Regions from separate parts of the Homo sapiens genome. Here region 2 is linked to region 1. Evidence: chromatin contacts called from ENCODE Hi-C or POLR2A ChIA-PET data. All regions are on one chromosome and are shown on one strand. Each heading gives the region's core, a stretch centred on a gene start or an enhancer-like site at or near the end of the contact. The rest is flanking DNA. Distances are from core to core; before and after follow the strand shown. Region 1 holds the start of DCTN5 (dynactin subunit 5). Region 2 has its middle 30 kb from the start of RBBP6.

Region 1 (7,381 bases), core at 1-2,500:
GGATTATCTTGTTTACTTATAAATGATCTTTCTCACCTCCACCAGAAGGTAAGCCAGGATAAGAATAACATCAGCACAAGCTGGAAACATCCTAAAAGTCTATCAGTAAAGTACAGTCTAAAGAAGCAAGGGCACTTCCAAGGCCAGGTGCAGTGGCGGGTTCGTGTAATCCCAGCTACTCGGGAGGCTGAGGCAGGAGAGTCGCTTGATCCCAGGAAGCGGAGGTTGCAGTGAGCCGAGATCGCGCCACTGCACCCCAGCATGGGTGGCAGAGTGAGACTCTGTCTCAAAAAAGAAGAAAAACAGAAAAGGAAGAAAAAAGAAACAAAACGAGGGCACTTCCAAACTACAACATACTGTCTAGAACTTAAAAAAGAAAGCAAGGTAGATAAACATGTCCTGACAGGAAAGCTAAACGGAACCTGCAGAACCATTCAGATCATACCATTTATGAACATTCCCTTCTCCAAAAAATATACATAGGATTCCTTTTTGGTGGTTAGGGATACGCCCCTCCTCCACCACCCACATTAACACACGAAAGGACCTGGAAGTACCAGACTTAAAAGATTTACTTGAGGCCGTCCGGGGGGAGAAGTAAAGATTGAGGGTGTGGGAGGGGGGAGGAGCAAGGGTGTCGATACAGCTTTATCTACAAACTGTTACACATTGTATTAATGCGCTGCTACTGTAATGAAATTTGTTCTTTAAACGCCACCACGTGAGCACCACGCTATTTCCACATTTTCATTTTCTGTGCCCCCTCAGCCCTAAGAGGAGGGGGTGGTCAGATGATACTGCTGCCCTCGGACTGCCGAGGACACAAAGCCAGGCCTAAAACCCTGGGAAAGCGGGGTCAGAGTCCTGCGTCCGCCCTTCCCGCACCCCCGGCACCTTTTCCTTCTCCTCACAGCTGAGGGGCTTCCCGGGAGGCTCGTCCATCGGGCAGGCGACAGAACGAAAAGAGCAGCCGTCGCCGACCCCAGGCCTGCCGACACCGGGACCCAGTTGGCCCTGGGCCGGGGAGGCGCCCCAGGAAGGAATGGGGAGCCCGGGATCGCACCCTCAGTGCGCGATCAGCTGACCCACGCGGGCCAAGCGCGCCCTAAACTCCGGCCAATTAAATCCACCATTCGGCCTGCGCACGCGCAGCCGTAGACGGCCGAGCAGTGGAGCGAGGCCGCCTAAAGGAGAGCCGCGCTGTCGATGAGTCCCAGTGGGCCACCTGGAGCGGAAGTGGAGGAGCGGCCGGAAGTAGCCGGAATCTCTGAAAGACTGACCGACTGACTCTGACAGGATCCGGGGCTGAGGGAAGGAGGCGGCGGCCATGGAGTTGGGCGAGCTGCTCTACAACAAGTCTGAGTACATCGAGACGGTGCGCGGGTCCAGATATGTATCCTCCTCTTTCCAACCCTGCGTCCCTTTGAGGCCTGGTCGGCGTTCCCAACCTGCCCCTACCCCACCAACCCCTGTCCCTTTGGCCATTAGTCCCGGATTATCTAGCGATGCCCCGTGTACCGTCTGGCTTTGCTGTTTACTCCGCGCTTGGCCAGTTGAGGCCTTTTGTATTTATTCCTGATTTTCTCATAGGGGTAAAGTGCCTTCGGGAGGATAGGACAAGTCCCATCCTGTTCATACGAATTACAGCTCGGACTTCGGGCCCTTTTACACTGCCTTTTGTATCTGTTAACTTGCGCTAAAAACGATTCGGTTCTTTTTTTTTGAGGAAGGGGGTTGGGGGGCGGAGACTCTGTCGCCCAGTCCTGAGGGCCGCGGCGCGATCTCTGCTCACTGCAACCTCCGCCTCCCGGGTTCAAGCGATTCTCCTGCCTCAGCGTCTCGAGTAGCTGGGATTACAGGCGCCCGCCACCACGCCCGGCTAATTTTTGTATTTTTTGGTAGAGACGGGGTTTCACCGTGTTGGCCAGGCAGGTCCCTAACTCTTGACCTCAGGTGATCGACCCGCCTCGGCCTCCCAAAGTGCTGGCATTACAGGCGTGAGCCACCGCACCCTGCCGATTTGGTTCTTTATGATCAGTACATGATATGTTTGTAAAATCTTGGAAACAGGGCAAGTGGTCAATTAACGTTACTATCGTTATTTTGGTTTTCTTTGCTTTCTCACAACTCTGATACTCATAGTCATTATCCTCGTTTTAAGGCCGTAAAGCCCACGCGTGGAAGTGGGATTTGAATCCGCGTCTGTCTGATGCCACCAAGCTATAGACATTCAAATTATGAGTTTATTCCTTGAGTCCCTAGTTTCCTTTGTGTTTTTATTTTTTGAGACAGGTTCTCACTCTGTTGCCCAGGCTGGAGTGCAGTGGCACAATCACAGCTCATTGCAGCCTCGGCCTTCCAGGCTCAAGCGATCCTCTAGCCTCAGCCTTCTGAGGAGCTGGGACTACAGACACGCGCCACCATGCCCGGCTAATTAAAAAATTTTTTTTTTGTTGAGAAGGGGTCTCACTATGTTGCCTAGGCTGGTCTTGAGCTCCTGTCCTCAAGGGATCCGTCTGCCTCAGCCTCTCAAAGTGCTGAGATTACAGGCATGAGCCACCATACTCAGCCATAGTTTCCTAATCCATCATTGCTTTTTTGATATCCTGGACTCACTCCATTGTGGACAGCACCCCACTTTATGTTTTTTTCTCTCAAATGGGAGCTTTCTTGATGGAAACCTGTAGTCCAGAAACCTATTAAGTTTGCTTTCCCCGGTTTTCCGTTGTTTTCTTTTAGGCATCTGGGAACAAAGTCAGTCGCCAGTCAGTGTTGTGTGGAAGCCAGAACATCGTTCTCAATGGCAAGGTAAGGGACAAAGCCAGCTCCAGGCTGCAAACCTTAGCTTGCGTTCTGCTAATTGTCACCACAGCAGGGCAGATAAAATGTTGCCATATCTCCTATTTATTGTTTACATTTTTAATTCTCTTGTTTTTAAATTTTTTATTTTGTAAATTGGATCTCCTTTTTGTTTTTTTTTTGTTTCGGTTTTTTTTGAGACAGTCTCACTCTGTCGCCCAGGCTGGAGTGCAGTGGCCCCATCTCAGGTCGCTGCAACCTCCGTCTCCCAGGTTCAACCAGTTCTCCTGCCTCAGCCTCCCGAGTAGCTGGGATTACAGGCAGCTGCCACCAAGCCCGGCTAATATTTTGTATTTTTAGTAGAGACAGGGTTTCATCATGTTGGCCAGGCTGGTCTTGAACTCCTGCCCTCAAGTGATCCACCCACCTCGGCCTCCCAAAGTGCTGGGATTATAGGTGTGAGCCACTGCACCCAGCCTAAGTTGGATCTCTTGAATGCAAAAAGGTTCAATAAGAGGCAACAGAAAACCTTTTTTCTTTTATGCCAGGAACAAAATACAGTGGTACCTAGAACCAACATTATTTTATGATATAGTGTGCATTAAACTACTGGGCACAAAGTGTAACAGGTAATGAAATATTTGAAGGTAGAAACTAAAGTAATACTTATAAAATTATCTCTTTAGTAAAAATTAATAATTCACTATTAACTGAAACTCTTAAAACGAATGTGACAATTGGAAAAGATATTAAAGTATGAGACAAATATGCAAAGTGGAATCTGAAAGCCTGAGAATCTTGTAATCCAAATAAATTACAATAGCAAAGAGACGAGTATAAACTTGGAAGAGAAAATATCACAGGGTATATTTGAGCTTGACAAACAGTGAAGTTCACAGTTGTTTTCCTGCCATCTGGAACACTCAATTTTGAAATTAATTTTTCTTTAAATATTACATCTCTAACTTCCAGAAGGAAAATAGTCTCCTTATAACCAAGAGATCACAAATATTTTCAGTAGAAGATAATTAGTCTCCATTAAGCCTGTCATACCAAGGAATTAAGTGGAAAAGAAATATAATTCAGTAATTGCTGCTCAGACATACTGTTTCTTTTTTTTCCTTTTTTGTTGAGACAGAGTATTGCTCTGTCACCCAGGTCGGAGTACAGTGGCGCGATCTTGGCTCACTGCAACTTCCACCTCCTGGCATCAGGTGATTCTCCTGCCTCAGCCTCCAGAGTAGCTGGGATTACAGGCTCCCGCCATCATGCCCACCTAATTTTTTTTTTTTTTTTTTTTTTTTGAGATGGAGTCTCGCCCTGTTGCCCAGGTTGGAGTGCAGTGGTGCGATTTTGGCTCACTGTAAGCTCCGCCTCCCAGGCTCACGCCATTCTCCTGCCTCAGCCTCCTGAGTAGCTAGGACTACAGGCACCCACCACCATGCCCAGCTAATTTTTTGTATTTTTATCAGAGATGGGGTTTCACCGTGTTAGCCAGGATGGTCTCAATCTCCTGACCTCGTGATCCACCTGCCTTGTCCTCCGAAAGTGCTGGGATTACAGGCGTGAGCCACCGCGCCTGGCCTAATTTTTGTATTTTTAGTAGAGACAGGGTTTCACCATATTGGCCAGGCTGGTCTTGAACTCCTCACCTCAGATGATCCATCCACTTCAGCCTCCCAAAGTGCTGGGATTACAGGCATGAGCCACCACGCCCAGCCCAAGATTTTTTTTCTTATGGTGAACTATGTATAACAATTTGCCATTTTAACAATTTTTTAAAAATTTTTATTATTTGAGACAGTTGCCCAGGCTGGAGTGAAGCGGCGCCATCTCAGTCGCCACAACCTCCGCCTCTTGGCTTCAAGGATTCTCATGCCTCAGCCTCCTGTGTAGCTGGGACTACAGGTGCACGCCACTACACTGGGCTAATTTTTGTATTTTTAGTAGAGGCAGGGTTTTGCCACGTTGGCCAGGCTGGTCTCAAACTCTTGGCCTCAAGTGATCCACCTGCCTTGGCCTCTCAAAGTACTGGGATTACAAGTGTGAGCCACTGCACCCAGCCTAACTATATATATATATATATATATATATATATATATATATATATATATATATATATATTTTTTTTTTTTTTAATACGCAGTTTTGCTCTTGTTGCCCAGGCTGGAGTGCAATGGCACGATCTCGGCTCACCACAACCTCCGCCTCCCAGGTTCAAGTGATTCTCCTGCCTCAGACTCCCCAGTTACAGGCATGTGCCACCATGCCCAGCTAATTTTATATTTTTAATAGAGGCGGGGTTTCTCCATGTTGATCAGGCTGGTCTCGAACTCCCGACCTCAGGTGATCTGCCCTCCTTGGCCTTCCAAAGTGCTGGAATTACAGGCATGAGCCACTGCGCCCAGCCTTACCAATTTTTAAGTGTACAATTAGTTGCATTAATTACATTCACAATGTTGTGCAACCATCTCCACTATCCATTTCCAAAATTTTTTCATCACCCCAAATAAAAACTCTACACATTAAGGAATACACGCCCATTCCCTACTTCCTTCCATTGCTGATAGCCTGAATCTACTTTCTGTCTCTATGAATTTGCCTATTCTGGATATTTCATATAAGTGGAATCATACAATATTTGTCCTTTTTGTCTGGCTTATTTCACTTAGTGTAAGGTTTTCAAGGTTCATCCTTGTTAAAGCACATCAGAACTTCATTCCTTTCCATAGCAGAGTAATACTCCATTGTATGTATATGCCACATTTCGTATAGGCACTTGGATTGTTTCTACCCTTTGGCTATTGGGAATAATGCTGCAGTGAACACTGATGTGCAAGTATCTGTTTGTGTCCCTGTCTTCAGTTTTTTTGAGTATATACCTAGGAGTGTATATACTCAATACTTGATTTGGCAATGTTTGGTATATACAAAAGAGCGTGATTGCTGGGACAAATGGTGAGTCTATGTTTAACTTTTTGGGAAACTGACAAATTTTTTTCCAAAATGGCTGCACCATTTTACGTTTCCACCAGCATTGTGCAGGGTTCCAATTTCTCCACATCTTTACCAACACTAGTTATTTTCTGGTTTTTTTTGGATTATGGCCATCCAAGGGAGTATAAAATGGTATCTCATAGTGGTTTTGATTTGTATTTCCTTAATGACTAATGATATTGAACATCTTTGAATGTTGCTTGTTGGTCATCTGTACATCTTCTTTAGAGAAATGTCTGTTCAGTCCTTTGCCTATTTTTATATTGTGTTGTCTTTTTCTTATTGAGTTCTAGGAGTTCTTTATGCATTCTGGATATTAAACACTTATCAGATATATGATTTGCAAATGCTTTCTTCCTTTCTGTAGATTTTGTGCATCCCTTTGATGCACAAAAGTTTTTAATTTTGAAGTCTGGTTTATCTGTTTTTTCTTCTGTTGCTTGTGTTTTTGGTGTCATATTAAGAATCCAAACTTATGGCCATGAAGATTTACTGCCGTGTTTTCTTCTAAGAGCGTTAATGGTCTTAGTGCTGTGTTTAGGTCATTGATCCATTTTGAGTTAATTTTTTTTTTTGTTTTTTGAGACGGAGTTTCCCTCTTGTCATCCAGGCTGGAGTGCAGTGGTGCAATCTCGGCTCACTGCAACCTCCGCCTCCTGGGTTCAAGTGATTCTCCTCTCTCAGCCTCCCAAGTAGCTGGGATTACAGGCATGCGCCACCATGCCTGACTAATTTTGTATTTTTAGTAGAGACAGGGTTTCTCCATATTGGTCAGGCTGGTCTCAAACTCCCGACCTCAGGTGATCTGCCAGCCTCGGCGTCCCAAAGTGCCGGGATTACAGGCGTGAACCACTGTACCCAGCTTGAGTAATTTTTTTATATGGTTTGAGGTAGGGGTCTAACTTAGTTCTTTTGAATGTAGAAATACAGTTATCCTGGCACTGTTTGTTGAAAATACTATTCTTTCCCTGTTGAATGGTCTTGGCACTCTTCTAGAAAATCAATTGGTCATAGATGAATAGATTTATTTGTGAACTCTCAATTCTATTTGGTTGGTCTGTATGACTATCTTTATGGAACACTGCACTGTTTTGATTACCATAGCTTTGTAATAAGTTTTCTGGTTTTTTTTTTTTTTTGAGAAAGAGTCTCACTCTGTCACCCAGGCTGGAGTGCAGTGGCACGATCTCAGCTTACTGCAACTTCCTTCTCTCAGGTTCAAGTAATTCTCTTGCCTCAGCATCCTGAATAGCTGGGATTACAGGCATGCGCCACCATGCTAGAGACAGGGTTTTGCCATTTTGGTCAGGCTGGTCTCGAACTCCTGACCTCAGGTGATCCGCCCGCCTTGGCCTACCAAAGTAGTGGGATTACAGGTGTGAACCACTGTGCTCGGCCTACTATAATAAGTTTTTAATCATGAATTATGAGTCTTCCATGTTTGTTCTTTTATAAGATTGTTTTGCCTATTGAGGGCTGTTTGCTTTTTTTTTTTTAATTTTTTTTTGGGGGAGGGGGATGGAGTATTGCCCTGTTGCCCAGGCTGGATGCAATGGTGGAATCTTGGCTCACTGCAGCCTCCACT
Region 2 (7,381 bases), core at 2,197-4,696, 870 kb after region 1:
ATCAGTTGCTACCAGAACTGAGGTCCCCGTTGCCCAGGCAAATGATCTTTTTGCTATGACACTAGGAATGCCAGCTGATTTTCTGGGTGGCTAGTTTTTGGTTTATTTGCTTGTTGTTGTTTTTTTGTTTGTGTTTTTGGTTTTTTTGAGACAGACTCTTGCTGTGTCACCCAAGCTGGAGTGCTGTGGTGTGATCTCAGCTCACTGCAACCTCTGTCTCCTGGGTTCAAGCGATTCTCGTGCCTCAGCCTCCCAAGTAGCTGAGACTACAGGCACCCACCACCATGCCTGGCTAATTTTTATTAGACGGGATTTCACCATGTTGGCCAGGCTGGTCTCAATCTCCTGACCTCAAGTGATCCACCTGCCTCAGGTGTCCCAAAGTACTGGGATTACAGTTGTGAGCCACTGCACCTGGCCTGGTCTTCTTACCTGGACTAGAAATTCAGCAAAGATGGGGATACTAGGGCTTAATTTTCTTTTACTCTATCCACAGATCCAGAGCCTGAGTCCAGTTCTGCCTGACTCCAAATTTCACCTTTTTTTCCCTTTTCTTTTCTTTTTTTTTTTTTTTTAATGAGACAAGGTCTTGCTCTGTCACCCAAGCTGGAGTGCAGTGGCACGATTATGACTCACTGCAGCCTCAATCTCCCAGGCTCAAGCAATCCACCCACCTCAGCCTTCCAAGAAGTTGAGACTATAGGCGCACACCACGCCTGGCTAATTTTTTTTATTTTTCATTTTTTAAAAATGTTTTGTAAAGATGGGGTTTCACTGTGTTGCCCAGGCTGATCTTGAACTCCTGGGCTCAAACAACCCTCCCATCTTGGCCTTCCAAAGTGCTAGGATCACAGGCATGAGTCACTGAGCCCTCTTTTCTTTTCCCTTAATTTTTATCTTAAGGACGGGATCTTGCTCTGTTGCCGAGACTAGAGTGCAGTGGCACAATCATAGCTCACTGCAGCCTCAGACTCTTGGCCTCAACCAATCCTCCTGTCTCAGCCTCTCACGTAGCTGGAACTATAGGCACAAATCACCACGCAATCTCACACTTTTAACCACTGCACTATAATACTTTGTCCCTGACTTCTGGGCACTGTTGTTTGATCTACAAAGTTCCATGTGGTTCCATGTACTTACATATGCGTTGTTGGTCTGCGAGTTGGTTTCCTGAGATAATTTTTTTTTTTTTAGACGAAGTCACTCTGTCACCCAGGCTGTAGTGCAGTGGCACGATCTCAGTTCACTGCAACCTCCACCTCCCGGGTTCAAGGGATTCTCCTGCCTCAGCCTCCTGAGTAGCTGGGACTACAGCAATGTGCCGCCCCACCCAGCTACATTTTGTAAAGTTAGTGGAGACGATGTTTCACTATGTTGGTCAGGCTGCTCTTGAACTCCTGACCTCAGGTGATCTGCCCACCTCGGCTTCCCAAAGTGCTGGGATTACAGGCGTGAGCCCCCTCCCACCTGGCCCCTGAGATAAGGATTAAAGTGCAAATCATTTATCTGAGAATTGACCCCAGGAAGCACTGTGGGGGAATGGGGAAGTATATTAGTCTGCTAAAGCTGCCAAAACAAAATGCCATAGACTGGGTGGCTTAAACAACAGGAATATACTTTCTCACAGTTCTGGAGGCTGGAAGTTCAAGATCAAAGTGCTGGCAGGGTTGGTTTCCTCAGAGGCCTCTCTCCTTGGCTGCAGGTGGCTGACCTCCTGCTGCCTTTTCACATGGTTGTCTGTCTGTGCAGCAGATGCCTGGTGTCTCTCGGTGTCCTAATCTCCTCTGTTAAGTACAACCGTCGGATTGGATTAGGGCCCACCCTTACAGCCTCATTTTAGCTTATTAACCTCTTGAAAAGCCCTATTTCCAAATGCAGTCACGTTCTGAAGCACTGGGGGTTGAGACTTCAACATGTGAATTGGGAGGGGAGCACACAGTTCAGTCCCTAACAGGAAGTAAGACGGGAGGGAAAGACACAATGAAAGGGCATTTGACTAAGTAGGTTACTGCTGTGGGGAACCGGGGCTGATCCCACTGGGTACATCTGAGACAGTTTAGGACACTCTCTCATGCCTGTAATCCCAGGACTTTGGGAGGCCGAGGCGGGCGGATCACAAGGTCAGGAGTTTGAGACCAGCCTGGTCAACATAGTGAAACCCCATCTCTACTAAAAATACGAAAATTTAGCCAGGCGTGGTGGCGTGTGCCTGTAGTCCCAGCTACTCAGGAGGCTGAGGCAGGAGACTCACTTGAACCTGGGAGACAGAGGTTGCAGTGAGCAGAGATTGCACCATTGCACTCCAGCCAGGGCAACAGTGCGGGACTCTGTCTCAAGAAAAAAAAAAAAAAACACTCTCAAGCTAAGTGTGATGGCTCACGCTTGTAATCCCAGCACTTGGGGAAGCCTAAACGGGCGGATCCCTTGAGTCCAGGAGTTCAAGTCTAGCTTGGGCAACATAGAGAGCCCTCATCTCTACCAAAAGAAAATGAAGAAATAAGGCTAGTGCAGTGGCACTCACCTGTAGTCCCGTCTACTCTAGAGGCTGAGGTGGGAGGATCGCTTGAGCCCAGGAGGTCAAGATTGCAATGAGCTGTGATTGCACCACCGTACTCCAGCCTGGGCCACAGAGAAAGACCTTGTCTAAAAAATAAATAAATAAAAATAAAATAAACACTCTCAGGGTGATCCTTCCCTGCTGAGGAACAAGGAGTGGGGTGTTTATCTTTCATTGCCCATCTGTGTTGTCAATGGCTGCTTCCAGGACATTAGCTCCCCAGCACTCACAGTCTAAGAGAAAGTATTCGGGCTGACAGATGCAGCTGCTCACAGCAGGATGCAGTCAGCATGAAAAGGGACAGTGAGTGCGTGAGGATTTGGGTGGGGCACTGACTGTCTTGCTATGCCACCCCATAAACCCCCTAAGTCCATCAGATTCTTTTTTTTTGAAATAGGATCTTGCCCTATCACCCAGGCTGGAGTGCAGTGGCCCAATTGTAGCTCACTGCAACCTTGACCTCCTGGGCTCAAGTGATTCTCCCACCTCAGCTTCCCAAGTAGCTGAGACTACATTTGTGCACCACCATGCCTCACTAACTTATTTAAATTATTTTTTGTAGAGACAGGGCCTCACGATGTTGCCCAGGCTGGTCTTGAACTCCTGGCCTCAAGTGATCCTCCTGCCTTGGCCTCTCGAAGTGCTGGGATTACAGGCATATGCCACAATGCTCAGCCTACCTGATTCTTATGTTATGGTACCTGGCTCTGAGCCAACTCTAGTTTGTTTCAACAGCAGATCTTTAAGTGATTTTTCTACCAATTGTATGTGCCAACAAATTGCCAAGTCAAGTCAGAGCATTTCCATTACAGCCTGCTTGGTTTCCTGTTTTAGCTACTCTTTCCATCCCAGAGCGGGAGCAATTTCACTGTCTCACATTCCAGCTCAAGCTTATGAGTCAGGACTCTTTGGGCCCAGTGCAGTGGCTCACGCCTGTAATCCCAGCACTTTAGAAGGCTGAGGCAGGCAGTTCACCTGAGGTCAGGAGTTTGAGAACAGCCTGGCCAACACGGTGAAATCCCATCTCTACTAAAAATACAAAAATTAGCCAGGCATGGTGGCATGTTTCTGTGGTCCCAGCTATTCAGGAGGCTGAGGCAGGGGAATTGCTTGAACCCAGGAGGCAGAGGTTGAAGTGAGCTGAGATTGTGCCATTGCACTCCAACCTGGGTGACAGAGCAAAACTCCATCTCAGAAAAGAAGAAAGAAAGAAAGAGAGAGAGAGAGAAAGAGAGAGAGAAAAAAAGAAAGAAAGAAAGAAAGAAAGAAAGAAAGAAAGAAAGAAAGAAAGAAAGAAAGAAAGAAAGAGAAAGAAAGAAAGAAAGAAAGAAAGAAAGAAAGAGGGAAAGAAAAAGAAGGGAAGAAAGGGAAGGGAAGAAAGGGAAGGAAGGGAAGGAGAAAAAGACAAAGAAAAAGAAAATCAGGACTCCTTGGTTCCAAGTTGCAGAACCTCAGTACAAATTGGCTTAAAAATAGAGAGGGTGGGTTTATAGGCTCAAGTTACTGAATATGCCAGGCACTACTGGATTGGGTGTCCAAAAAAGTAGCTTTGGGAATGTGTCCTTTTAAACCCCTTAGTTCAGTTTTTCTGTGCTGGCTTCTATGGAAGGCAGGCTGTCGCTATGAAGTGGCACAGATGACCCCAAGCAGCCCCAGGTCTACATCCCATGGATACCTCTACCAGTTAAGATGCCTTTTGGAGACTCATAACCAAAAAGCTGACTCAACAAGACAGACAGCACCCAGAGACAGAGTCCAGAGGTGGGCTGAGCTTTCAGCTCAGTTGATTCATCTGCACCAAGATGAATCTTTATTCTGTCTCTTTACTCTGCCCATTCACAGCACTGGCTTCATCCTCGATCTGGCTTAAATGTATTAAAGCATCCTTTTCAGAAGCTCCTAGCAAGACTTTCCTTGCACCTCTTGGCCCAAATTGATTTTAACTTGTCCACCCTTGAACTAGTCACTGCCAAGAAAATGGATTATTATGATTAACTTAAGATAATTATCTGGGGGTAATGAATTTTAGAGAGTCGACCACTATGACCACCAAGAGATGTGTCTTTCTTAATATTTTCTTAATATTTTCTCTGGCTTACTATATTGTAAAAATATAGTATATGATATATTTACCATACAAAATACGTATTCATCAACTGCCTATGTTATTGATAAGATTTCCAGTCAACAGTGGGCTATTAGTATTAATAGTTAAGTTTTGGGGAAGTCATAAGATAACATTTGCATTTTCAACTGCATGGAGGGTTGGTGCCCCAAACCTTCATGTTGTCCAAGGGTCAACTGTATATAAATTATGTTTTGTTTATTTTTTTAGAAGACTACTCTTCTTCTTCTGGTTCACATTCTCTCATGACACGCTTGACTCTTATGGGTTCCAGCGGAGTCATGGGTCCATCCATGAACCATGGCAGTGACTCTGACTGGCCAGGATTGGGTCCTACTCCTAACCCTGGAACCAGGGGACTGTGCTCAGCACCGCTAAAGCTGCATGGACTGAGAGTCAGTGAGGAGTAGCTCTTCAAAGAAAAAAAAAAAGTTCTTAAAGCAGAAAAAAAATGAAAACAGGTGCTGCTCAAGGAAAAATAACAAGTGTCCACTATTATCCCACTCCATTTGAGAGACCAATAAAGACTTTAGATAGCTTTAGACAGGTGGAGATCAAGAGTTCTGAACCCAACAGTGTGAGGCTCTGCATCCAGGAATCCAGGCTTCTAGTCAACTCCTGACCTTAGACTTCAGATTTAATAGGTTGCTGCAAAAGTAGTTGCAGTTTTTGCCATTACTTTTAAAGTTGGACTTTTCTCTCCTCTCTCTGCCTAAATTCCAGGCTGGACCACCTGCATACACCTAGAATCTTGCCTAGTTTAATATTCCCTCTCTGTAACTCAGGGATCAGAATCTCACCCTTGGACCCCAGCCTGGATGCCTGGGGCCATATCACTTCTGATAACCTATTTACCCATCTACCTTCCTGCCAGGGTCTCCAAATATCACCTCCTGGATTCCCCAGTGACCTGCTCCACCTGCCTGAGTGACCTGGCAGAGATGGCCGCCTTTTGATGGGAAACAAGACATTAGTATGGTCTTGTTGGTAAAGACAAGATGTTGGTAAACAAGACATTTATAATAACTCAGACAATTCCTCCTTCCATTGGAAGATAGCCTGGCTCCATGGGGCTACTGGGACCTGACAAGTTATGTTTAGCACTACTGTGTTTTGTTTCCTGGTTCTCAAGTTGTGGCAGAGATTCTTCAGGTTCTTACCCAGCCCATTTCTTCTTCCTCCTGAGCACAAAACTGGACTATATTTCCCAGCCTCCCTTGCAGTTAGGAGTAGTCATGTGACTGAGTCTGGCCAATAAACTGAGCATAAGCAAGGCACCACTTCCAAGACTGGCCCAGTGAAACCTCCTACATGCTGTCTTCCATTGTTTTTCCCCATCTCCCAGTTGATTAGAAAAATTCAAGATCCTAAATGGGATCTGTACTAGTCAACTCAGGCCGCCATAACAAAACACCATCAACTAGGTGGCTTCAACAACAGAGATTTATTTTCTCACAGTCCTGGAAGTTGAAAGTATGAGATCAGGACACGGTGGCTCACGCCTATAATCTCAGCACTTTGGGAGGCTGAGGTGGGTGGATCACCTGAGGTCAGGATTTCGAGACCAGCCTGGCCAACATGGTGAGACCTTTTCTCTAATTAAAAACACAAAAATTAGTCTGCATGGTGATAGGTGCCTGTAATCCCAGCTACTCAGAAGACCGAAGCAGGAGAATCGCTTGAACCCAGGAGGCAGAGGCTGCAGTGAGCCAAGATGGCACCACTGCACTCCAGCCTGGGTGACAGAGTGAGATTCTGTCTCAAAAAAAGAAAGAAAGAAAGTATGAGATCAGGGAGTCAGCATGTCAGGTTCTGGGGAGGGCCCTCTTCCTGGCTGGCTGACAGCCACCTTCTCACTGTGTTCTCACATTGGCAGACAGAGAGAGAGCCCTGGTGCCTGCTCTAGCGTCTTTTCTTATGAGAACACTACTCCCATCATAAAGGCGCTACCATGGTGACTTCCTCTAAATCTAATTAGCTCCCAAAGGCCCCATCTCTAAATTCCATCACACTGGGGGTCAGGGCTTCAACATATGAATTGGGGCGAGGAGAGCACAATTCAGTTCATAGCAGTGGTCCCTGAATGACCTGCCTTCTATTACGTTGTAAGAAATACATTTTTATTGTGTAGAACACTGAGCTTTGGGGAGACCTCTCATTACAACAGCTCATGTTATTCACCTTAACAGATGCATCAGATCAATCCTAGCTCCTATTCCCTCACCTTAGTGAATAGAGCTAAGCCCACCAGACCAACAACTCCAAATGCACACATGTGTGTGTCTGTGTGTGTGTGTCTGTGTGTGTGTTTTCAGAGCCTCATGCTCTGCCAGCCAAGCTAGCTGGGTGCAAATTTGTGAAGAACATAAAATATAAGGTCTTACTGCATCTATTCTTGCCCTCTTCTCCAATCACTTCCCCACACAGAATCCCAAGTGGCCCTTTACAATGCAAATGTAATTATATCACTCCCCTAATCAAAATCTTCAGCATCTGCCTCTTGCTCTTTGGAAATCTTCACCAGGGCAAATCAACACAGCCCCTGAACTGAACAAGCAGCTGTTGATCTGGCAGATGAGTTCTATTCTTTTTTTAAATTCTTTTTTGAGACAAGGTCTGGCTTTGTCAGCAAGGCTGGAGTACAGTGGCATGATCACGACTCACTGCAGCCTCAACCTCCCAGGCTCAAGTGATCCTCC

Evidence for each region. Hi-C counts contacts between places; a loop is a spot of excess contacts on that map. ChIA-PET counts read pairs that join two places held with the same protein, here RNA polymerase II (POLR2A). Pooled maps may share reads with other maps.
Region 2: a pooled map shows a loop between it and region 1 (2.8-fold over the local background). The contact joins the enhancer-like site here to the promoter of DCTN5 in region 1. A Hi-C loop is called at or near these places in 5 of 50 pooled maps. POLR2A ChIA-PET finds 5 or more read pairs at or near these places in 2 of 52 experiments (AG04449 and MCF 10A).

The regions. Positions count from the first base shown.
Region 1 is chr16:23,640,216-23,647,596 of GRCh38, forward strand. It overlaps DCTN5 (dynactin subunit 5), which reads left to right and starts at 1,251. Exons shown (of 6, transcript NM_032486.4): 1 at 1,251-1,375; 2 at 2,740-2,808. The coding sequence starts at 1,328. It overlaps PALB2 (partner and localizer of BRCA2), which reads right to left and starts at 1,095. Exons shown (of 13, transcript NM_024675.4): 1 at 895-1,095. The coding sequence starts at 942. RefSeq lists a silencer at 162-396 and an enhancer at 1,524-2,313.
Region 2 is chr16:24,505,450-24,512,830 of GRCh38, forward strand. No RefSeq gene overlaps it. Among named protein-coding and RNA genes, the nearest start is that of RBBP6, 30 kb to the right of the region's middle. Within about 2 kb of position 3,447, at least 2 of the 41 ENCODE cell types and tissues checked have a DNase peak (open chromatin) inside an H3K27ac peak, as active enhancers do.